Regions from separate parts of the Mus musculus genome. Here all the other regions are linked to region 1. A link is a loop called in an ENCODE intact Hi-C map of the cell type or tissue named here. Cell type or tissue: heart. All regions are shown on one strand. Each heading gives the region's core, and the rest is flanking DNA. Links, peaks and the distances in the headings are about the cores only.

Region 1 (8,158 bases), core at 2,497-6,496:
AATTTAAATAAAATGACAATAAAAGATGCACACAGCCTTTATATTTACAATAAGCCTTACACGGCACAAGAGCTGGGCAGATGCCTACCCTCTATGCCATTAGAATCTACTTTCCTATATATTATTTACTGTGCTTCATCTGGGCTGCTCTAAATCCAGTTGGCCAGCCCTCAGGGCCACACTGTTATGGCTCACCTGACCCATGGAGGCTTCTCTTCCTCCTCAACCTTCTTTCTCATGGTTCCCCTCCAACCTCTGAGCCTTGGAATTCTAAACCTCACCTATCTCTCTTCTGGCTATTGGCATTTTTATCTACCAATCAGAAATAACTTGGGGACAGGGCCACAGGTCTACGTGCAGACTCCAAGTCTTGAGAGGCCACACTTAGCACTACAACAGACAGGAAGACCAAACCTCAACAACTCTCAGCTGATCCTTGGAGAAATAACTTGTGTGTTTTATCCTATGTGGATCGGGAGTATACAAACTTGAGGAGTGGGGTGGGATTTAGGGGCAAGTTTTTCTTATTGGCTCAGTTTGAGGAGATAGTGACGCTCTGTTTGCATTGGGAAGGACTCGAGGTAATTTCTTATGTGACTGACTGCCCACGGTCCTCTCAATGGGGTGTCATGGTTACATGTTCCAGAGCAGGTTCAGAAATGTATAGGGAGCGGCTCAAGTCCTGCCCATCTCAACTCTCTGAGATTCCTGGGGTCCGAGCTCACTCAACCTGACCAGTTCTTCTATCTGAGGCAGGGCCCACTTGCCCTATACAAACCAAGTCTCCTGAGCTTCCCTGCACCACAGGCGCTGCTCACCAAGTCCACGGAGAGTGATAGGACTCCGCTGGAGGTAGAGATCATACGGGTCCTTCTCCCTTTCTGCATCGTTCCCAAGGGAGGAACGGGAAGGGAGTGACCGAATTCGTCCCTATTCTGGAAAGGACTCCAACCGAGTCTGGAGTCTTGGGGTTGGGCCTGAGGCTTGCCCCACGTGACTGAGAGACTCACTTTTCTTATTTACAAAAATCAAAGGCTTAAGCTATGTGACCAGTGGCATCCATCTCTGTAACCTAAATGTCATTGAAGGTTCTGAGTGGTTCTTCTGGACCCGTTCGTTTGTGCTGTTGAGTTTATTTGCAAACCCTCTGCCATGTTCCCCAGACCCCACTCGGTGTTTCTTATCCCTCTGCGATGCCAAAGGAAGTTAAAGATCTCAGGAAGCAAGATGGGCCTTCTATCACAGTTTCCTACGCAATCTCAGCACCTCAGATCCCACAACCTGCCGGTCTATAAAGGGCCCAGGATGAAAATTCAGGAGCTATATTGTAACAAGAAGTAACTGAAGTGCTTGAAAGCTGTGCTCAGGGGAACAGCATGACTCTGCTGTGTGGGGGATGTATTGGGGTCTGTGTGTCTCAGCCTAGACTCATGGTCTAAAAGACAGGGAACCAAGACAGCCCTGCTCGGCCAGGTAGCCCGTGTGTACAGTGATGTACAGTAGGCACCCTTCCATGGGTCTCCCTCCTAATCCTGGGAAGGGGTGACTCTGCTGGGAGAGGGGAGGCAGAACCACGCTTGCCTGAGATACCTCTTCATCAGAAAGGATGCCCAAAGCACGTACCCATATGCAGGTAGCCTTTTCCCAATGCCCTGGTGTCTTTAAAGGAGACTCACTTCATTTAATACTTTAGGTTCCTTAGGCCAAGAGATACCCATGCAGATAATACTCCAGAACTCGAAAGCTCTTTAGGTAATTGCATCTAAAAATATCCTCTGGACAGGCATGCCGAATTAAATGTGTAATACAGTGAGAGCAGCCCTAAGAAACCCAGCAGCCCAGCAGCAAAGCTTTGGCAAACTGGGTGACCTGATTATTTGTCTGTTTCTGGGTCTTTATCATGTGCTATAATGCATTATCTCTGCTGACCAAAGCTGCTGTCTTCTGCTTTGGTACAAGGAGTGTGTGGGGGCTGGGGGGGGGGGTGGCACTTAGCCCCACCTAAGCTGCCTCTGGGGAGACTGGAGTACTACTGCTTGCTGCAAGAAAGAAACACAGAACTAAGACACTGTTGATAGCAGAATCTTCAAACCCAGTAAGTAAACAAGAGGCTTGAGTTTCCTGGCATGAGAGTGCTCCTCTTGGGAGATCTTGCTGTCTTTGCATTACTGGGTGTTTGCTGTTTCTTAAAAGATGGACCGTGAAAGCCATCTGATTAAACTTGGGTGGGGCTACTTGAGTGGATGAGGTGTGTCTTCATTGGTAAACAAAAATAAACTTTAAAAAAGGAAGCCGGGCCCCGTGCCGGGACAAGCTAGGGTGGAATCTCCATCAAACAGGATTTGTGTCAGGCTCAAGCTGGCCCTCTGCCTGCCATTCTGGGAAGAAATTCATGCAGATTGGAGTGCTGAGTCTTCAGACATCAGGGTGGAATCCCCATGCCAGGCATACAGTATCTTTGAAACAAGTAACCATATGCTTTCAAGTATCTGACTTCATTTTATATTCAGCTCACTTGCATGCAGGCATGCACACGCTGGGGTTGACTGAGCACGTCTGTGGCAGGCTGCAGCCGGATCATGAAGATAGGGGAGGCAGCGCTTGAATGTTAAGTTTCTTTTGAGTTTTGTGACTATACTTCTCTCTGCTCAGTTTGGACCGCTGAGTTAGCTGCTTTTGTTCTTGGCTGCTACACTGTGGCCAGATGATTTTTTTGAGCATCCTGGAGAACTAGTGCCCTCTTGTGGACAATGCACTAATCTCAGATTCAGTACATGTCAGATTTCCTAAAGGGCCTTATATTTAAATATTCTTGGCAGAGAACACAGAAGGAAGTTTGATGTTCTCTGAACGCAGAGAACAAACTTTTATGTTAAGAAAAATGACTTGATTTGGAACTTTGGGTCAGGGAGTCTATTACTTAATAGTGTTTCCTAAGAAGTTATAGCTTTATATTATAGTCCACCCCCCAACCCCGTGTGTGTGTGTGTGTGTGTGTGTGTGTGTGTGTGTGTGTGTGTGTGTGTGTGTGTTGGATGTAAAGCCCTTATCTGGCATGCTTTATTTGTAGCACTCAGGAGGCAGAGACAGGCTGATCTCTGAGTTTGAGGCCAGACTGGTCTACAGAGTGGATTCCAAGACAGCTAGGACTATAGAGAGAAATACTGTCTCAACAAATGGGGGGGGGGGGGAGGGGAGGGGGAGGGGAAAGGGAGGGGAGGGTGAAAAGGAGGGGAAGAGGGAGACCTTTCCATAAAGACAGCTGGCTCTTTTGAATCTCTATAGGGTAAGCACTTGCTGTAAATGCCAAGCCATACTGCTGTTTTAGGTATTCACACATGTTACAAAACACCCCAGGCAATCTCCTTCACAGCCCTAACAGCTCCTGGTCAAAGATGAAGTGTGTCTCTCACAGTCTTCCCAGAGGGAACGCCTCAGGAGCGAGGCTCCATGTTAAGTGTTGGACACTTAGTAAGGACCTGGTAGGTGTCTGCTCTCCTCAGGTTTATTGGTGACCTTTTCAGCTCGCAGGTCACCAGACCCAACAGTCACCATGCTAAGTTCTTGGCTGGACTCTAGAAGTGGATAAGAGTGGCGGGAAGCAAATGAGGTCGCAGAGTCTGGTTCACTGTAAGAGACAACCTAGAAATCCCCCAATGTAGGATGCTGCGAGTAATCACACAGCAAGTGCGCCGAGCAACATCACTAGTAAAGAGCTAGAGACCCCTCTCCTGCCAGGGTCGTCTTCAAGCTGCCACTTTCCTCTGGCAGGGGTCTCTCCTGACGCAGACTGCAGGCCACTTCCTTGTTTCTCGATCATTTTGTCGCCCGCATGTGCAAGCCTTATCTATAGTTCAGCTTGTACCACTCCATTTCGTGTAACTTCACACTGTATCTTTCCAGTTGGTTCCTTTCCAGCCCTGCCCTTTCTGTGTTTTGTTTTGTTTTGTTTTGTTTTGTTTTGTTTTGTTTTGTTTTAAAACTGTGATTTGGACCCAGGGCCACACACATGTTAGGAAAGTACTGTACCACCCCGGTATATCTCCGATCCCTCTGTCACTTTTTATTCTGAGACAGGGTCTCTCCAAGTTGCCCAAGAAGGTCTTAGAAATTCCTTAAAGAACCCAGAGAACAACTCAGTGACCCACAGGGGTCACTGGTCAGTTTCTTAGTGTCTTGGTCTTCCTCCGTATTTCATCATTTCCTGCACCTCAGGGGTTGGAACAGATGCATGCTTGATCCCTATACAGGACACTAGATGGCGCCATATCCTTCCACTCGTAGCACATCAAGCTAATTGTCTCTGAAGCCATCAACTGTTGATGCTGGAAGGCTAGATTCATTATTTATTCCCGGGAGGTCTTCAGAACGGTGATATCTGAATTTCGCCATTTGGTGTTTGAGGATATATCTTGGTAATGGTTCATTCATCTAGCATGTGCGAGGCCCTGGGGTCAATTCCCAGCAATAGAGGGAAAAAAGTACTGACTTTAACATTTAAAAAACTCACTCCGTTAAAATTTCACTTGAGGGCTGGTGTGATGGCTCAGGGGTTAAGAACACTGACTGCTCTTCCAGAGGTCCCGAGCTCAATTCCCAGCAACCACATGGTGGCTCAAACCATCTGTAATGGGATCTGATGCCCTCTTCTGGTGTGTCTGAAGACAGCTACAGTGTACTCATATACATAAAATAAACAAATCTTTAAAAGAATTTCCAGTTGATATGCAAAAAATGGTAAAGTTGCTTGTCTTCCTGGGATCCTGTGGGCTCTCGTCCTTTATTTTCCATCATCAGTAGAATAATTATACAAAATGTCACCTCTCACATAGGATATGACTTCGCAGTGGTATGAGTCAGAAGATTCTTGCTCTTACTATGTAGTTTTCAAGAAAATGGATTCATTCCTGTGGGGGTTGGGAGTACAGACACTCCCTGTTGTGTTGGGCTTTTGCCAGTCACTGAATCTGCCTGCACACGGCTGCTCTAAACAGTAGAGCACGTGAAGGTGATGGTGGATGAAACCTACACCTGTGTCCCGTAGAGATATAGATTCTGCTTTGTGTCCTTAGAGGTGGTGCCTGGGGCTGCTTGTGAGAAATCCTGTAACCCAGACAATGCCACTTTAGAAAGCCCACCTGTGGGAAAGATGGTCAGCCATCCCAGGGAGCCTGGGCGTGAGACCTCCCACTGCAGCTCCGTGTACCATGATAAAGCAGACTGGTGAGTCCCACCCCACCATTTGCTCTTCCTGGGGCACAGGTACTGTGGCCATTCCCAGCAGGTCCCACATGAAGTTCTAAAGTGGAATTCATAACCATTTTCATTGCACACAAAATTTGGCAAGACTAGTTACAGGCAATAGTTGGCAGATACCTCCAGGTCACCCTCAGAAGATGACCCATGGGACTGTGACACTCTGAGGGGCTGCAGTTGCTGACAGGCACTCTGTATTTTAATGCTCTGTTCCTTGTTTGGTTAGTGGAGCCTCTGGAGATGGTTTCTGGATCCTTTGGATGTAACTTTGGTAGTCTTTGGTAGCTCACACATATTTGGTGTAATAGAATGGTCCAGCCTCATCTTACGCTGGGATTTAGCCAGTGGTCCAAGGATCTTGTTGTCTTTTGTGGAGAATATTATGATTTGCTTCTATATTCCTCCTCATAGACAAGATAGATAGATGCCCCGTGAATTCACACTGAGAACTGCAGCTCAACTCAGAACTCACATTTGACTTAACCTTCTTGTCCATCTGTCTGCCTGTCTGTCTGTCTGTCTGCATTCCCTTGAACACTGGAAATGACTAACTGGCAGAAGCCATCTAGGAAAGATATGGCAAGTAAGTTTCCTTGAGGTGGCCCACCATTTTGCATGGCTGTGATGCAGACACTCTGGAGAGGCACAGCCCCAGAGACTTCGTCCCAGGGTTGCTTCTTGCTGCTGATATGTCTTTCCTGACACTATTACATAGCCCAACGATTCCTGGGCATCAGCCTATCTGATTGGGCAAATTTCCTGCAGATCAACACAAAGATGAACTTTCATAAATTCATGCTGTTTAGATGAGTTAATGACTTTATAGAATTCCTGACTTGATTCAAATAATTTTAGGAAGAAAGTGTAAGGAGATGGCTTATTTGTTTTGGCAGAAAGATATAATAAAGTCAGAATGAGGAAGAACAGAGTATGCCCCTCCTCATAGAATAGTAAGTAAAAAGTGCATAATAAGGAATGCAATGAGCTTTCACAATTACACCAGGAAGAAAAATAGGCTTCAGACAGATTTATGATCAAGGAAAAGCATTCATTCTAGGTCAGGTCCAAGGATGAAGTCACGGGTGTGCACTCTGATAAAGCAAGGCCATGTGACACTGTTGTTGCTTTGAACTTATAATGAGCTTATAGAATGAAACACCGCTTTGAACTTACTATCAACATCCGACTGTAACTCCCCTTTTGTGTAACACTTTATCTATGAGGTAATTTTACAAAGAACCTTTGTCTAAGAAAGTATAAAATGGCTGAGAGAAAAAATAAAGTGTTACTGTTGGGGTTGTGCTCCATCCTCCAAATGCATATAGGTCTGTCCATCTGTCTATGTGTATGTACAATATGACTGTATGTCTTTATGAATGTATGTCTATATGTATGAACATGCATACATAACTAGGTATATGTGTATATAGGTGTGCATGTGCACTTGTGAAATTGATGAAACAGTCGGGTCCTGCCAGTGTGTGTGTGTGTGTGTGTGTGTGTGTGTGTGTGTGTGTGTGTGTCTGACTTTCTTCCTTTCTTTCTTTTCTTTTCTCTCTGGCTCAACAAAGAGTTAATGAAATCCAAGTCTCTTGCCTGGACATCTAGCAACCCTTGAACCAGTGAAGAAGTTGGAAACCAGAAAGTGATAATGTAATATAAAACAAGGGGGCCATGTTCCAGTCCCAGCAAGCAGCAGAGTTTGGCAGCTTTAGCCACATGGCTCTGGCTTCAGAATCCAGAATAAAAGGGATGACTGGGACAATTGATGATTGTTAGCTGGAGCTAAGAAATTAGTGGTAATTAAGAAGAGACCAGCATCACTGAGGTGAAATCTTCTGAGAAGTATTTTCTGAGAGCACGGAGAAGCTGCATTCCAGAGATAGCCAAGGTTGTACCTTGTGCTGTAGCTGGACTTGGTAATGTGTAAGAGTCATATGTAAGGTGATACTGGTTTTGAAGGCATGAAGGGATCATGAAGAACAGCTGAGGCTTGTTACTGTGAGGGGCCATGGAAGGCCATTGGTGAAGAGGCAGCCTCAGTTGCAATTGATGGCCCAGGACTGAAGGGGTCATGCAAAGGAATTGAAGCTTGGTACCATGAAAAGAGCTTATGAGAGGCTATTGGTGAAGCCTAGTTGCAGTGGAAGACCCCAGTGTATTGGAGATGCCAGTACCATGGGAAGATCACCAAGGACAGCAGCAGCAGCAGTGAAGTCGATCAACCTGAGCTTAGACTGCTACAGAGGGCAAAGCTGGAGAAGTGAAGCCAGTCCCTTGGAGGAGCCCAGAAGATCATGTGTAGATCCCAGACATTGAAAGAAGAAGCTGTAATGTTGAACTTGCCTTGGAGACCTAAAGATATTAAAGATGCCAAAGCCATGAGATATGTCCTGAAGAAAGCTGCTAACAGGGAGCAGAACCAGCCCAGGAAAAAGCAGAGATGAAAAAGAAGTGGAGATCTGAAAACCACTTTGACATCAGACATGGAGATTTTTGGAATTTGCCCAGCTGGTTTTCTGTCTTGTCTTGGAGATTACAATTAAGTGATTGGATGCATCTCAAAAGAGACTTTGAACTTTGGACTTTTAACTTTGTTGAGATTTCTATAGACTATGGGGATTTTGGAAGTTAGACTAAATGTACTTTTTTATTATGTTATGTTTAGATATGACCCCCATCAACTCATGTGTTTGAACAAGCCTATTGGGGCCCAGGGAGTGGAATGTGATGGTTTGTATATTCTTGGACCAGGGAGTGGCATCATTTGGAGGTGTGGCCTTGTTGGAGTAGGTGTGTCACTGTGGGTGTGGGCTTAAGCCCCTCACCCTTGTTGCCTGGAAACAGTCTTCCATTAGCAGCCTTCAGATGAAGATGTAGAACTCTCAGCTCTGCCTGCACC
Region 2 (8,158 bases), core at 2,655-6,654, 82 kb after region 1:
CATTTCTGTGTTCTTATCACTTCAATCTGTTTACCCTGCATTCAAAGAAAGGCTTCAGCACTTGAGTTATGCCCCCCCCACACATACACACTATACATACACACACATACACACACCCCACTCACACAGACACCTACATACCATACACACATACACATACCACACATGCACATACACTATACCCCACACACATGCACACACCACACACACAAACCACACACAAACACATCACACACACTCTCTCTCTTCTGTGTTTGGGTCAGTGCTGGCTTTTTGCCGCCAAGGCCATTTTGAGGACTTGGCTTCTTCACTACAGTGTCTGTGTCTTTTTGCTTCTTTACTATTCCCAGGAGTTTGCCTTTTCTGTGAATCCCCTTCTAACAGGATGTCATGGTTTATTTCTTCCCTGCCCTTTGCCCAAATGGCTGGCCGAGTGGTTGACCTTTGTGGACTACAGTCCTTTGTGCAGGGTTCCGGTTTCTCTGCTATCTTGGGAACTCCCGCTGTTTGACTGGGGAGTATATATTCACAAACCCTGAGCCAGTAATTCCTCTAGAGGCCGGCTGTGCAGTGAGAGCCTTTTTCTACTCTTCAACGTAGTTTTTCAGTCTCACTTAGCAGCACCTCTTGTTTCTCATATTGCTAATCATCTCTGTTATGGAACGTTCTCTATGAAGCTAGTTATTATGAAAGCCAAGCAGGACCACAAAGGTCTCCAAGGAAGTCTTCTGGTCACAGGGGTGTGCTCTCCGAGGGAACTGTGGCACCCTAAACCAATCCTGTTCCTCTCTCTCATGTCCCAGAACAAGATAAGCAAGTCCGTGCTACCCTGTGCTCCCGGGTCCACTGGGCTTATGCTTACAAGTCTTGCCAGTCTCTTGGAGGGCTTTCCTACTTAGTTGTATAGCATGAGAGAGTCACAGTGTCCCCTCAGACCTGTTTCTTTGTCTGTATACTGGTTCTCAAAATGCCATTATGCCCAGCTATCCCGCTGTTCTGAAGAAACATGGGGGCGGGGGAGATAGCGGTGAGTAAAACTTGTGATGGAGCAGCTGGTTTTTGCTGCCCCATCTCTGTGCCGGGATAGAACCAGAGTCTTGTAATGTTGCTGAGCTGCAGCCATGTTGTTTGGAGAAGGTATCTGTGGCATTCAGATGACCGGGTGAAGCCATCTCTCAGATCCCTTCCACTCTGAGTCTATGAAGCTTGACTTTTGAGTTTTACTTTGTTCCAGTTCTTGGCAAGAGCTGGGAATTGGGGTGGAACCCCTGAGTGCCCTATCAGCATAAGCCCAGTGGGCCCGGGAGTGCACGGTAGCACGGACTTGCTTATCTTGTTCTGGGACATGAAAGAGAGGAACAGGATAGGTTTGGGGTGCCACAGTTCCCTTGGAGAGCACACCCCTGTGACCAGAAGACTTCCCAATAGCACATGCCTCTTAAAGGCTCCCCAGATCTCTGTAGTATTGCAGACTGTGGACCAAGGCTTTATCCCCCAGACCTTCAAAGAATACATCCACACTGAAGCAGATGGAGTCTATGACGTTGATCCAGGCTTTTTGGTCTGCAGCTTTAAGATCTTCATGTCACAGGGAAGTTCCTCCTCCCTTTAGAAGGTATGAATGCCACTCTTTATAGGAAGCCAAAGAGGAAAGACACTGTCAGGTCCTGTGACCTCAGGCTTGTGCTTTTTAAAATAAATAAATTGATTGATTGATTGATTGATTGATTGACCTGAGAGATTATTTAGGCATTCAGAGTACTCGCTGCTCTTTCAGAGGATAGGATTTTGGTCCCCAGGTCCTCATGGCAGCTAACAACTGTCTATAGTTGCAGTTCTGAAGGATGTGAGCTCCATCTGGCCTCCGTGGGCACTGCATGCATGTGTCTACCAAATGAACATGTAGGCAGAGCACCCATTTACATAAAGTAAAAATAAATAGAATATTAATACAAAGTAGTATGTACAACATTTTCTGTTGATTTTTTCCTCCCTTCCTCTTCCTCCTCACTCCCACATCACTGTGTGACAGTCCATGCCCACACAGTTCTCAGTGGGTATAGAAGAAGAGGCATTGGGTGTGCTCTCAGGTACACTGTGACCTAGTTCCATTCCTTTTTCCTTTCTAATGATGCCCAAGATTACATCTCACTTTCTCCCTTCATCATATACCAGATAAAACACAAAAGCAAGTTGGCAGCTGGTTCCCTGTGACTCAAAGTGTCCAGATGGAAATGACTATGCTTGTTGTAGTGGGCTGAATACGAGTGGCCCCCATAGGCTCATATATTTGAATGCTTAGTCACCAAGGAGTGGAACTCTTTGAAAGGATTAGAAGGATTAGGAGGTGTGGCCTTGTTGGAGAAATTGAGTTAGTGAGGATGGGCTCGGAGGTTTCAAAAGCCCACAGCGGTTCCAGTGTCTCTCTATTCCTCCACCTGGGGGTCAGGATGTAGAACTTTCAGCTACTGCTCTAGGGCTATGTGTGCTACCTGCTACCATGCTCCCTGTCATGATAATGGACTCACCCTCTGAAACTGGAAGCCAGCTCTCATTTAAATGCTTTATTTCAAATGAGTTTCCTTGGTCATGGTGTCTCTTCACAGCAATAGAATAGTGACTAAGATAATTGTGGTTTTCCTGGAGCAAAGGCTCCAACGAGTCAGTAGGTATTGGCACGGCATCCAGCACTGAAGGTTGTTAGAGGGGTCTGTTTGGCTGTATAAGCAAGTCATCCTTTCTCTAAGGATAATAGCTGACTCTATGTGCAAGAGCAAACTGGATTCTTGGATGGCTTTATGAAAAAGGCCTTACATTTCCTCTGGCTCATGAGAAGCAACTTTAATGATTATTATTATTTAAATTTATTATTAATAAATTGCAATACCTCTGGATTTCACAGTTACTTTATGTTATTGGAGAAGAAATTTGTGGCCTGCAAGGATGTTGATATAAACTTGAAACTGAAAGTCTTCTCAGATTTCAGAAGAAAGGAAAGGCAAAGTGTTCTATTTCTATCTACAGTCATTTAAGAGGAGCATGGGAAGTCAGGAGAAGAGGGAATGTGTAGCCAGGCAGTGGTGGTGCACGCTTTTAATCCCAGCACTTGGGAGGCAGAGGCAGGCAGATTTCTGAGTTCGAGGCCAGCCTGGTCTACAGAGTGAGTTCCAGGACAGCCAAAGCTATACAGAGAAACCCTGTCTGGAAAAAAAGAGAGAGAGAAAGAGAGGGAATGTGCATTGCATGGGATACCCGAATGTTTCACAGCAGACTCATTTATGATCTGACTTCCATGTTGTTCGGGACTGGCTCTTTCTAGTAGGTTCTTTCTCTCTCCTTTGCACTCCCCAGGTCTCGTCACTAAGCTTTCTGTGCCTTCTGGCCATGCTTATAAAACCTAGTTAGCCTGTGACCCTCAGTCCAGTGTGTCTCAGCTCACCGCACCAAGAAGCAAAGTGCCCACCACACAGGCAAAGCCCTGCACCTGTCAGGAGCAGCACGCCTGCACCTGCAAAGCCCGGATTATCTTCTCCACGGCTTATCTTGCTGACTAGCGAATGGGAAGTATTGTTATCTTGGCTCATGCACAAGTCAAGTGGAGGCATTACTTTCACGTGTGAGGTTTATGCAGTCTTTGGGTTGAGTTATAACTGTGTTAGTCAGTCAGCTTGCATCTAGACACTGATGCAGGGAGGGATGAAAGGCCCCCAGTTAGATATCCCTGTGAAGTGAAATCCATGAAAAGTGGAGTGTCCTCCATTTCACCCAGCTTACTCACGGTGGGCAAACTAGCCAGCAGGCCAATGCTTGGCTCCTGACCTCTTTCCACAGTCTGTGCAATGGGGTTGGCTTTTATGTTGATAGTCAAAATGATTTGGAAAAAGCCAAAACAAAAAGCATTCTGCAATGTGAAAGTTAGATAAAATTTCAGCTTTCCATGTCTAAAAAAACCCCAGTTTTGTTGGCACACAAGTGGGATCACTTGCTTGCCCATGCCTATGGCTTCTGTAGAGAGTTAGGTGGGTAGCTGCTCTGATGCTGTGTTGGTCCAGAGGCTGGAGCGTTTACTATCTGGCTCTTTAGAGACAATGCGTGCCCGACTCCTAGGCTTGCATAGGTAAAGCAGCAATGATATGTGGTATTTTTGAGTCTTGTATACCAGGCACTGGGCTGACATCATTTAGGCAACATTTCACCTGGTTCTCACGGCTCGCAATCTCTCAGTGTCTCTCTGTATGTTTGCCCTCTGTCTCTGCTAGAAAGTACTCTCTCTACCTGAGCCTACCATTTTAGAGACAAAGGCCAGAGAGATTAAACAATTTGACCCCCCCTCCCCCCCCCACAGCTTGTCAATGTCAGAGCTGAGGTGCATATCTGTATCCATCTGATTCTGTAACCCAAATTCTTCCCCACCAGAGAAACCATCCTGTCAGCTAGAGCCGTATCCATTTATCCCTACAGGTCAGAGGTAGAGAATGCCCATAAAAAGTATTTGAGATTAGATTTATTTTTATTACTTTCCTTGTTTAATGAGGATGTTTGTGCTGATCTCTCATTAAAATACTTGAATCCCTTAGCGGTAGTGACCATCGCGTGTCCCAGCACGGTGCCCTCCACATTACAGACACTGAATAAGATTTGTTGGATGAAGTTGGTAAAGAGTGGGGAAGAGGGCAGGAGGTCACACACAAAACAAACAAAACAGGAGAACAAAGAACAGAGAACAGAGGGAGAAAGACATCAAGGAAAGATTGAGGTACCTCTGTATTGGCCATGAGGTCCCAGTGGCATGACCCTGAGACTCACAGACCCAGCAGGACACCTCCTGATAGGTCCAAGCAAACCCTTACATTCTCTCCTTCTGCTGTGCCCCAGCTGTTTGTTTGCCAGCTCCCGTGCCCTCCCCTCCCGTGGTACTGTGACCTCTTGGCCCGAGGCCCAGACACACTCTAATCTTAGAGGGCACTAGGTAAGTCAGCCTTTGCTGCAGTGTGTCCTCTCAGAAGAGGGCATGGAAACAAGTCCTGAGGGCTCCCTGTGCAAAAACTATGGTGGACATCAAAAGGCATAGCTTTGACTCTGGAAGAAGACCAAAGGGAAACTGGTCTCCTCCAGTCTTTCCAGGAAGTCTGCTGGCTGGAAGAGAGAGAGATGCTGGTGCCAGGCTTTCTCTAAAAAAGAAAAAGGAAACAGCGGTGGGAACAGAAACTCTCTCCCTTCTTGAGGCTGGTCTGGCACTGAGAATCTATGTGAGGAGCCTCCAAGGTCAGGAGGAGATAGCTGAGCATGTGGGAAGGAGCCGTGGAGGCTGAGGCCAGCCTGGTCCTGTCAAGTATGCAGCGAGGCCTCTTCTGTATGAGCCTGTCCACTCTCATATGTTGCTTTCAGTGAAATTAAAATGAGAACAAGAAGTTACATGTAATTCTTAGGGTTGTCGTTGTTTACCCTGTCGTTTGACAAGATCTCCCTACACATCCCAGGCCAGGCCGGTGTAGAGCTCACTCTGCTCACTGGTACTCTCGATCCCTCTGCCACAGCCTCCTGAGTGCCGGGATTAGAGGTGCTTGCTACATACCCAGCTTTAATCTAGTCTTACCTCCAATAATCAAAAGTTTATTGAGTCTTATATAAACCCAGCTCCAGAAGTACAGGTTCCTGAATAAACTCATAAATCTACTAAGGGCTTCGATAATAACACTAGCTTATGTGCTTATGCGCTTATTTATGTGCATCTTGCTTTGCTCCCTCTAGCTTGCTCAGCTGTCTTTCTTAGACAGCCTAGACCCATCAGCCTGGGGATGGCATTGCCCACAGTCAACTGGGCTCTCTTGCATCAACTAGCAGTCATGAACCACGCCCAGCAGACATGCTCGTGGGCCAATCTGATGGGGACCATTTCCCAAGTGTCGGTCCCTCTTCCCAGGCATTTCAAGTTGTCAACCAAGATTAGTCGCCATCCTCTTATTATATTAATTGGAAAATGGAGGCTCAGAGGAGTACGGCTGCGTGCCGTTCTGACAGGCATGATGAACTGTCATGCTGTCTGCTCTGACCTGCTCAGAATGGTCCCTTTGTTTAGTGTATTCCTGTTGTTGAGGGTACCCACCTGTTAGTTGTCAGCCTCTTGGTAAGTAGGTGCCTCAGTGCCTGTGTCCAAGTACACTTCATTTAACTTAATAAAGTCCTGAAGTGCAGAAGTTGCACCGCTGTTATTTTAGACACACGAGAGAAACTAACTGTGAAGCGCTTCCTGTTAAGTAAAAGGGTAGAAAGTGATTTTAAGAACAACACATGCACATATCCTGATTACAGTCTATTGTTTTTGTTTTCTATTTTAATCAGTTGTCAACTTCTACCGCTCCTAATTTCTAAGTAAAATGTATCACCAAAGTAAAAGTTATCACAGGTATGCATGGATTTACGGGAATATGTAACACATCTAGGGTTTACTACAGTCCAGTTCCAGACATCCATAGGAACCTAGGAACTCATCCCCCAAATTAGGGGACCTGCTGTAGAGAGAATCTGATCCATACCTTAATCAGAGTCACATGCAAACATTTACAGTAAGACTCCATGGGTCTGAAACCCCATCGACTGCTTAGAAAGATACTGTCCTCTAACGACACACTGGAAGAGGCAAGTAGTGAGGACTAAGACCCAGTTCTCAATTAATTCCCCTTAGACAAGGTGCCTATTTTATCACCCTCTTCGGCTTAAAGCTCTGAGTTATTGGGTGCTCAGTAAACTCAAGCCTGTTTCCTGCAGAAAAGCACCTTAAGATCGGGAGCATCCGCTGAGACTCTGGAACCCGGATGGGCAGGAGGCAGCCGAGCTTGAGTCCTAGAAGACTGGGAAAGGGCGTCAGCTGACAAAGCACATGCGTTGTGGGATGTCAATCCAGTCACTTATAATTTAGAATGCTGTCATCAGAACCGGGAACGCCCATCACTGCCACTTCCAGTAGTTTTATAAAAAGGCACCAGCAACTAAGTGGCATTGGTGGTTCAGTGGTAGAATTCTCGCCTGCCACGCGGGAGGCCCGGGTTCGATTCCCGGCCAATGCACATCTAAATTTTTTTTTTTTCTGAAAAGCTTTTTTTAATGAAACTACCAAAACGAAACAAAACTACAGAACAAAAACAAAAATACAAACAAACAAAACAACAACAACAAAAAGGTTTTAATACCGTGAGGAATAAGGTTAGCCAACGAGACCTACCGAGGGAGGGAAAGGAAGAAATTCTATAAGCAAAGCCATCAGTATCAAGGAGGAGAACGCTTGCCTACACGTTTTAGCTGAAGCAAGGTTGGCTTTCGGAGGGGAGGGGGGAGGGACCCATTACCATAGTAACGGGAGGCGTGGCTATGCAGAACCAGGAAGTTCCTGGGGCGGCTGCAAGCTGAGATTGTTCTGATGGCGTTTTTGGTTTGGTTTGGTTTGGTTTGGTTTGGTTTGGTTTTGATTTGATTTGGGCTTTTTCTTGTTTTTTTGTTTTGTTTGTGTTTTGGGGTTTTGTTTTGTTTTTTTTAGGGATTGGTTGCTTAGTACGGAGGAATGCGTGCCAGCTTCTTTCTGATCTCCACGGACCAGATCTCCACTCTGGTGTAAATGTACTTTATTGTGTGGACCGCATGAAAAGAATTTCCTTAAGAGAAAGAAGGGCGCACAGCCAGGCACGAGTAGCCATGCACCCAGTCACCCACCTACCCCCTCCAGCGGGCACTCTGGGCTTGGCTGCACCTCTGGGTGAGGTCAGTTGCCCCCACGTGGTTGCTAGGTAGGACCACCAGGCCAGCATTAGAGCCCTTGCTTGATAGGGGGTTTTCGGAGGGGAAACCAGGAAAGGGGATAACATTTGAAATGTAAATAAAGAAAATGTCTAATGAGAAGGAAAGGAAAGGAAAGGAGAGGAGGGGAGGGGAGGGGAGGGGAGGGGAGGGGAGGGGAGGGGAGGGGAGGGGAGGGAAAAAGGAAAGGAAAGGAGAGGAAAAAAGAAAAGAAAGGAAAGAAAAAAGAAAGGAAAGGAAAGGAAAAAGAAAAAAAAAGGGCTTCAGGCTTCAACCCTGCACTGCTTCAGGGACTTGTACTACGTCGAATTTGACGTTTAAAATGAGAAGTTTGATAGCCTCTGATGTTAACGTTAATGTTGCCAAG
Region 3 (8,158 bases), core at 2,655-6,654, 53 kb after region 1:
CCACACCAACTATGGACTCAGAGCTGTACACAGATCTAGCGCCACCCCAAATTTCTGGGTGTGTTTTTTGAGGGCAGGGTCCTTGAGGAAGGAAGAGCAAGTGATAGTTAGAGGACCTGAAGTCAGTAGCACAGGGTAAGCAGAAGGGCTGGTGACCCAGCAACCCTCATCCTCTAAAAATGGAGGTTAGTGGGTCAGAAGGGCATCTCAGTCTCCAATAGTCTACAAGCTACTTGTAAATCCATCTCTGTAGCGACCACGTCCAGCTGTGTCCTCAGCCCCACCTAGTGTGTTAGGAGTAAGGAAATACAGGAGGCACTCACTGGTCCTTTCTTTTGAAAGTTGTCATTGTACATCTTTCCCTTATGTGGAAGTAAATTTATCTCTCCTGTTCTCTCCCTTTTAATGTTTAAAAAAAAATCCACAGTGAGTAGCAGGAGGAGGGGTCTGGCAAGAAGAGTTGGGGAGGCAACTGGGGATTAAAACTACTGCAGCCCTTTTCTTACACGTGGCCACATTGGGTGCTTTTGCTCGGGGGTTGGCTCTTCCCCCACTTTCTGGTAAGTGGAGCTCTACACTCTGATGCTGCCTGTGGATCACCTGTCCCGTCCCCTCACGTGGTGATTGCAGTATCCAGGCCCAGACTGGTATCTATTGTGTGTTCTGTTAACTAAAAGGGAGCTTGGATTTTGTTCTTCTGGCTTTCTCTACAATCAGTGTTTGGATTAAGGTTAGGATGTAGACTTGGGGAAAGAAAAGAAAGGCCGCAGCAGGCTCAGGAGGAACTAACATCACAAAAGGTGTGTGAGCTGAAACCGAAGGAGGCAGATGAAGGAGGCAGAGTTTAATCATGTAGCATAGGAGGAAGTCAGGGTCAAAGGCCACTGCTAAAAAAGTCAGTGGTCTTTGAGGATTTGAGCCATACATGATGTCACTAATACATCACCTGGCTTTTCCTCCAATCTTCCAAAAGATGACTTCTTTGAGTACTAGAACTCTCCCTCCCTCTCTCCATCAAGGCTTTCTCACTCTCCAGAGAATGGACAGGCTGGGAGTAGAGTTCACTAATAGAGCACTTGCTCCAAAAACTCAGGGCTCCCAGTTTAATTCCAGCACATACAGATACATACACACTCATGCATATACACACACGTATAACATACACTTATGCATACATACCACATGTATACATATACTCATGTATACACACATGCATATACACATGCATGCACACTCATAATTCATACAGACAGACACTCTGATGCATACACATGTGTACACACATACATACACACATGCACTCATGCACACACACACACACATTTCCCGTGAGTCCTTAGAACAATTGCAGTGCCTCTTTTATGGAAAGACTCATAGTTAACTGTGTACTTTGACTCCCGCCCCCATTAGTCATGTGACTCATGATACAGGAAACAGTGCTGTCTCCTTCTGTGCCAAGATGTTGAACACAGCCTGTGTGCACAGCAAACACTGGCTACCTCTGAGGCAAAAGAAAAGGTAGGGGCTCTTTCCAGCTGTTTTATGCACTAGTCTTTCTGTTAATCTGACATTTTAGATACTGGGCAGATGTAAGCAGGTGAAATGAAAGCCGCCTGTGAGGAAGCAGGCCCCAGTTCCTGAGCAGTGGTGTCAGCAGGCTGATCTACCAACGAGCACCAGCAGGAAAGTTTCACCTTGACCTTGCCATGGCCTTGTAATACCAGTCCCTGCCAGGGGTCTCAGAACATCCCTTCCCACTTCACAAGCTTCCTCAATGATTCCCAAAAGAATTTCACCCTTCTGGACATGAATTGAATACTAGAGAGTCCCCCAGGAGGCCAGCTAACCCTCCGATGGTGGCTTTTGGGATAAAGAATTCCACATGTATTGTTTTGGAGTAAGGTGTAAGATTGAAGAGCTGGAACTCAGTAGCACATGTCTGAGTCCCACCCAGCTACGCGGGAGGTGCAGGAGGATTGCTTGAGCCAGGGTGGGTTGGAGACAAGACTGGACAATATAGCAACTCCTGCCCCCCCTCCCCACCCTAATTCCAAATGAAAAGCTGTGTGAGGAGAGTTGGGGCTACACCTCATGGTAGGGCACCTGCCTAGTGTGTACAAGGCCCTGGCTTCTATCGTCAGCTCCGTGAGATAACATGGAAAGCCTTAAAGAAACAGAGACCAGAACTACATTCTACCTCCTATGTGTTTGTTGTTTTCTAACCTGTGTCAAAGCTTTGTGGATCGCATTGAAGATGATCCAAAGGTTACAGTGGCATCTATCTCACAGCAAGGGCCCAAGGGGCGTTGGCACTAAGACAGAAGGGTAGCATGGGGAGGGAGGAGTCTAGAAGAAGAGGGGCAGCTGTTGTCCTTCAGACTTGGCATCAGGACTAAGTAAGTAGAATTAAACGGGGAGGCTGTCAAACCTGTGCTGTGTGTGTGTTCATGGCAGCCGCTGGCACTTTGAGCCTCTGCCCATGTGTTACGTGGTATGTGATAGATTCATATAGAATAGAAACACTTTAGGGGAAAAAATAATAAAAGTTCCCAGGCAGCGTTAAATAGAAGACATGATCAGACGAGTTGGTGTGTGTGTGTCTGAAATTTAATAAAACCCTCTTGTATTTTCTGATCCTCTTTCTCACCGTTTGCACCCAAGGCGCTGCCTGCTTGCCCACAGTGGCTTTTCTCCTCTCTGTCCTCTGATGTGACTCTGCTCACAGTGGGTGAATCTTATGAGTTCGATTGTTTTCCCCAAATTCCTACGTTGAAGCCTTAAGCCCTGCCCCCATACCTCAGAATGGGACATTTTTATGGGAAGAAGGTGATTTCCCATTACAAGATAGAAGTAAAATGCCGTTAGATCTTAGACTTCTCAAAATGTCCGAATGTTGAAGGCTTGTTCCCCTAGCCTCACCCCAGTCTGCAATACTACTGTCAAGTGCAGGAGTGTGTGACTTCAGAAGCTGGGCCTGGTAGGACAGAGTTCGGTTGTAGGCCCCTGCCCTTGAAGGGAATTTTGGAAGCACAGTCTGTACATGTCACTCTCCTAGTTCCCTGACCACCCATCGGTGAATCAGTTTCCTTTGTCATGTTCCCATCATCATGTCTCTGAAACAGAACCAAGAGAAACCTTTCCTCATTTTAAAATGATTATTTTAAGCATCTTGATATCGTGATAGAAAACTGACTGACACCTGAGGACAGATGTAATTAGTGAAGTGCAGTAATTCTGGAGTATGGTGGGCCCCTAACCTAATATGGCTAGCGTTTTACAAAAAGAGGCGGACATCTGGTCACGGCGAGCCAGGGAAAATAAGTGCTTACAATGCCGCTAGCCAAGGAACCAGGGGTCCTTCCTGGAGTAAGCTCCTCCCATCACACTGGCTGCAGGCTCCCAGGCTGTGAGGCAATTTATTTCTGTTATTTAATCTCCTCACTTCCAGGTACTTTGTTTTGACAGATGCAACACACCAATACAAACCGTTTTTCTCTACTCTGTATTTACCTTCGCTGTCTAACCACACACCTGCCCAACCTGTCTTGCTTAGCCAGAAGGTCCCAAATACTTTAGAAATCTGTGTGGCTGATTTGTATTCTGTGACCTCGTTCTGAACCCAACTCCTGGCTTCTCTGGGTCCTCTCTCATTTTCTTCTACTTGTCCTGCCACAGGAGGCAGACAGGAGGCTATGACCTCTGTAGGATACCTTTGCCCCACCCCTGTAATGGGCATTTTATTTTAGTCTCTCTCTTGCTGTCTTTGGAGTCTTTCCCCTTCATTTCAAACTCACCTCCACCCCCTTTCTAGGTTGGAGTAGCCTTGTGAAATTATCTTTCTGCGGTGGAAATCTTATTACATCACTTGCCAGCTCCAAATCTCTCAGAGGGTCCCTTTAGTTTCTAGTCAGATGCCAAGGTCCCAGTTTACCTAGGACGACAAGCACGGTGACCTAACTTCTTTGCCATCCACCATAGAGCATCTATCTGTCTTCATTGCTCCTGCTCTGCCCCTAAAGCCACATTCAGGATCAGCTAGTGCCCAGCCTCTTTGTTCTAGAGCCTGCAGAAGCCCAAAATTTAAAAGGCTTGTCCGGGAGGTGGCGGCAGGTGGGGGTTGGAGGTGGGGAGCTGTCTTTGGATTCTAGACTGATTGAAAAGCCCCATCTGTGCTCTCCCCAACCCCACCCTATGTTTCTTTGACTGTAATTTTTCAGGGTTGGGAACTGGTAAGTCTCCCTAGCATAACCAGCCCAACACAGTAGAGCACTTGAGAGGAAGTAGCGACTTCACGCTGTCAAAGGCACTCCAAAGTGAGGAAGGGACGGGGGGGGGGGGGGGGGGGGCGGAGAAACAGCAATTTTGCCCAGCTGTTTGGGAGAATGAAAAATCAATTTGCAAAGACAGCACTTCCTCATCCTTTTCAGCGCTGACTGTATCATAACTGACTCGTGAATTGGAATTAAAGCAAAGCTTTTCCCCTTGTCACGGTCAGCAGTGTGTGCTTTCAATACCGAACGCCCGGCGGTGGAGGCAGGCTGCGTCGAGCTCGCTCAGCCCGGTACAGCTGAAGTCACTTCCCCTGCAGGGACAGAGCGTGCTTTCGTGGGGTGGGCGGGCGGGTGTGTGTGTGTGAGAGAGAGAGAGTTTTCCGCAGTAGACCTGAAAACCCAGCCAGCCGCGGATTGGCGCATCCCGGCTGCGGCCGCCTGAGTCATCCGAATCGTTCTGGAACCGGGCACCAACTTGCGTGTTTGTCCGCGGCTCTTTGTGCGCGGATCAGCTGTACCGTGGGCTCTGGCATCTAATCCAGGATTTGCCTCTGCGCGAGGCTTATGGAAAGCAGATGTCTCGCCGCTCTGGGACTGAGCACAGAATGGAAGTGACCCAGAGAGGAGCTGTTTGGTACAGACGACACGGAGGGAAGGCCCCGGCGCGGCCCGCGAGGCCAGCTCCGCTCCTCGCGTCCGTCCTCTCTGCCGAGCCCGCCGCTCAGATCGTGTCCCGCGAGCGAGCCGTGTGACCGTGAGGCCGCGTGCGGCGGGAGCCGGGATACCGGGGTCCGCGGCCGCCAGAGATCCGGGTGCGAGCAGCAGCCGCGAGGGTCGCGGTAAGTGTCCCTGGGGGTGGGGGCGTGAGGGGCGCGGGCGGTTTTTCGGAGCTGTCAGCCCGCCAGCACTGTTCCCGGAATCTCACGGACCCTCTGCAGACCCTGACCTGCAAGGAACGCTTGCAAAGTCATTTGACCCTGGAGTAGAAAGCGACTCTATAATCTTAAAGCTTGGAAAGGTGTCCTCTTCCCACCCCCACCCCCAACCCCATTTCTTTTTCTTCCAAAAATAAACAAACAAAAAAATGTTCTTTCTCTTTGAAGGAACTACTCAGCTAGATTCCTGTCTATTAGTTTTCACGCTTACCCTCTGGCCAAGCTCACGCTGCACGTCTGGTTTATTAAAAGGTGGAGATGTTGCCTTTCTGGGCTTTTTGATTGATGCTGAAAAATCTGCATGCTGCTGTCAAGATGTAAAGGATTGGGGGTGGGGAGGAAGCTTGTCCCAAAAATGCTTGTCAGATGCAAAGCATTCCGCGAACCCCAGACATTTCCCCATTTGTAATCTAATCGATTCCAGGGAGCAACTGACTTATTTTCTGCAACTCCTTAATCGAATTAGGGCACAGATAGCGTTAGATTCAAATACTTTTTAATTCTAGTGTGTGTGTGGGGGGGAGGGGGAACGGGACACGTATTTATTTATTTTGAGGTTCTGGGGAATTAATGCTCGGCTGAACTGATAAGTTACGGCCCCACCTCTCAAATGCTTTTTAGATAGTACATTTAACAGCATTTGAAGTTCTGAGAGTCTAAAGATTAGGCTACACGCTAGGATATACATGAGAGGTTGTTCTTGTGACAGTTTGCATATCTATGCCCGCCCCCCCCCCCGCGCCCGCTCAGGGTTGGTTGGTTTGTTTTTCCTTCTAAGATGGAGCTTAACCTTCACATCTGTATTCTTGAAATATAGTTATAAGCTCAGTACAGCATAACAAGTACTTCCAGATTCCTTCCTGGGGGCGGGAGTTACTGTGCTGGATTTTATATGACCTCCAGTTTCAGATTTCCACTCCATTTCACCCTTAACAGAGCCAGCATGGGCGCTTCAACTCCAAGCAACAGAAGAGCAGGAGTGATTCAGAGCACTTGGCCCACCACGGCCTTGAACCAAGACAGAAAGCATTTTATAGACTTTTTATGATATGCACTACATTCCCGTCCTGTTCAAACATAGGCTCATATAATGATTAAAGATCAATTAAAGAGAAGCAGGCCCTGCCTCCCTTCTCCCTTGGGTAAATACGGTCTCCCCTTTCTTCCCTCCCTCATTTGCAGAATTCTATTTCACTCAGTTACCATGACCTCATTTTGGATTGCGGCATACATGGGGCCATCAACTGTCATTATCAATGTTTGTTTCAGTGAAAATGTGCCCTGTCAGTATCTTCTGAGAACGTTTACTCAAACCTTACCTTTATTTTCCTAGAAAACTCTCCATGTATATAAATTGTACTGTGTCAAAAAAAACAAACATGGCATCCATACCTTTAATTATTCTTATATCATCCCGTTACTGGTGGCTTGTGTGGATTATTATTTGGTGAGATTGTAGTTTCTATTTTATACTGAAATACAGGTAGAGAGAACTTCTCATAGGACACTAAATATAAATAAATGGGTTTGAAAGTATGGCCATTAACATGGAATGCTCTGGCCTTTTCTTTAGTCTATTGACTCTTCAGGAAGAACTAATAGTTACCATGCAGTTCAAGAGTGGTTTGTTTAGAGTCCAAGCTACAATAATTTACCGCTGTCCAAATTCATCACTGTGAGGATGTGGCTCATTCAGTGGAGAGGACCCAACGAGGTAATATTACAGTTTCCAAAAAAGCATTGGGAAGGCTCCCACAGCTAAGATCCAATCAGCGGCAGGGCCTACCTTGTTACTGACATTCCTTATTCAGTGAGGCCCATCATGGTATCGTGTCCCTACTGAACAAGCAGCCCCCTTTTGGTCTGTCCTTACTCCCTAAACAGCCAGCAGAACTGCGATTCAAAACTGCATAGGTGTTACAATCTGAGATGACTTAAAATGGGCAGGGGATTGGCGTAGGTTATGAGCAAGAGAAGGTAGTTTTGTACAAGCACTTAGTTATATGCAGAGTTTAATGTCTACGGGGGTGAGGATGCCCTTGAACCAACCCCTTCAGATGCCAAGGAATTGCCCTATTTCTTATACTCTTATATATTAGACTTGAAAACTGAATGGTGAGTTAGCAAGTCTTTTTTTTTTTAAATAAAATATGCATTTACTTATATGCATTTTATGTGCATTGGTGTTTGGCCTGCTTGTATGTTGTGTGAGGGTGTTGGATATCATGGAACAGACAGTTGTGAGCTGCCATGTGGGTCCTGGGAATTGAACCTGGGTTCTCTGAAAGAATAGCCAGTTTTCTTAAGTACTAAGCCATCTCTCCAGTCCCTAGCTAGCAAGTCTTTAAAAAGAAAACCCCACAAGTTATCAGTGAGTTCAAAGCATTAAGTTCCCTGGAAAAAGAGACACTTAAGTCTGATCATATGGAGAGTGTTTGATCTTAGACTCAAAAGAACTGACAACTGCAGACTGTGAGGTAAATAGAAAACTAAGGGGGATCAATATGGCGACACCAAGCCAATGCTTACTTCCCACTTGGATTTTATGTCTCTTGTAGGGTTTGGTAGATGTTAAACCTCAGAACCAGTGCTTATGTTGGCACATACTAAAATTTCTTCACAATGGTTACTTCCTGTGATATATTATATTATTATTATATTATATTATATATTTTTACATCCTGCCGTTGACTCTCAACTTAATGACAGAACAGAAATATCCCTTCTCTAGAATTTTCACTGTTTCCATTTAGCCTAACACACTGTAGGTCTACATGAAATTTCCTTATGCAGAATGGCCCTGGGAGAGTCTAATAGCCTTGGGTCTGTGGATATGGAGGGTGTGGGTTGCCTCCTGGTACACACAAGCCCCTGGGTTTCATCCCTAGCACCACACCACAAAACATACAAACAAAAAATTGCCTATCCTGAGTCCTTGGATCAAACAAAATC

Evidence for each region. Hi-C counts contacts between places; a loop is a spot of excess contacts. Peaks named below come from ENCODE experiments on the same cell type or tissue, not always from the same donor. Only the 100,000 strongest peaks of a DNase experiment are listed, where the experiment ranks them.
Region 2: a loop joins it to region 1, with 2.1 times the contacts of the local background. A loop is called at or near these places in 3 of 42 quality-filtered maps.
Region 3: a loop joins it to region 1, with 2.1 times the contacts of the local background. A loop is called at or near these places in 13 of 42 quality-filtered maps.

The regions. Positions count from the first base shown.
Region 1 is chr3:84,309,300-84,317,457 of GRCm38, reverse strand. No RefSeq gene overlaps it. Among named protein-coding and RNA genes, the nearest start is that of Trim2, 54 kb to the right of the region's middle. In heart, for the core only: CTCF peaks have their summits at 2,742 (motif pointing left) and 4,238 (motif pointing right); DNase peaks (open chromatin) are centred at 2,677 and 4,227; H3K4me3 peaks cover 202 bases; H3K27ac peaks cover 300 bases.
Region 2 is chr3:84,227,920-84,236,077 of GRCm38, reverse strand. All of the region lies in intron 1 of Trim2 (tripartite motif-containing 2), which reads left to right. Gm40078 (a long non-coding RNA gene) reads right to left here and starts at 7,128. Exons shown (of 3, transcript XR_867391.3): 1 at 6,777-7,128; 2 at 6,107-6,250. n-TGgcc9 (a tRNA gene) reads left to right here and starts at 6,997; the gene lies at 6,997-7,067. In heart, for the core only: no CTCF peak of the experiment used is centred there; a DNase peak (open chromatin) is centred at 4,917; H3K4me3 peaks cover 107 bases; H3K27ac peaks cover 376 bases.
Region 3 is chr3:84,256,277-84,264,434 of GRCm38, reverse strand. Trim2 (tripartite motif-containing 2) reads left to right here and starts at 4,656. Exons shown (of 12, transcript NM_001271727.1): 1 at 4,656-5,110. Gm40078 (a long non-coding RNA gene) reads right to left here. Exons shown (of 3, transcript XR_867391.3): 3 at 6,211-8,158. In heart, for the core only: a CTCF peak has its summit at 4,549; DNase peaks (open chromatin) are centred at 4,794 and 4,974; H3K4me3 peaks cover 1,935 bases; H3K27ac peaks cover 807 bases; H3K27me3 peaks cover 1,441 bases.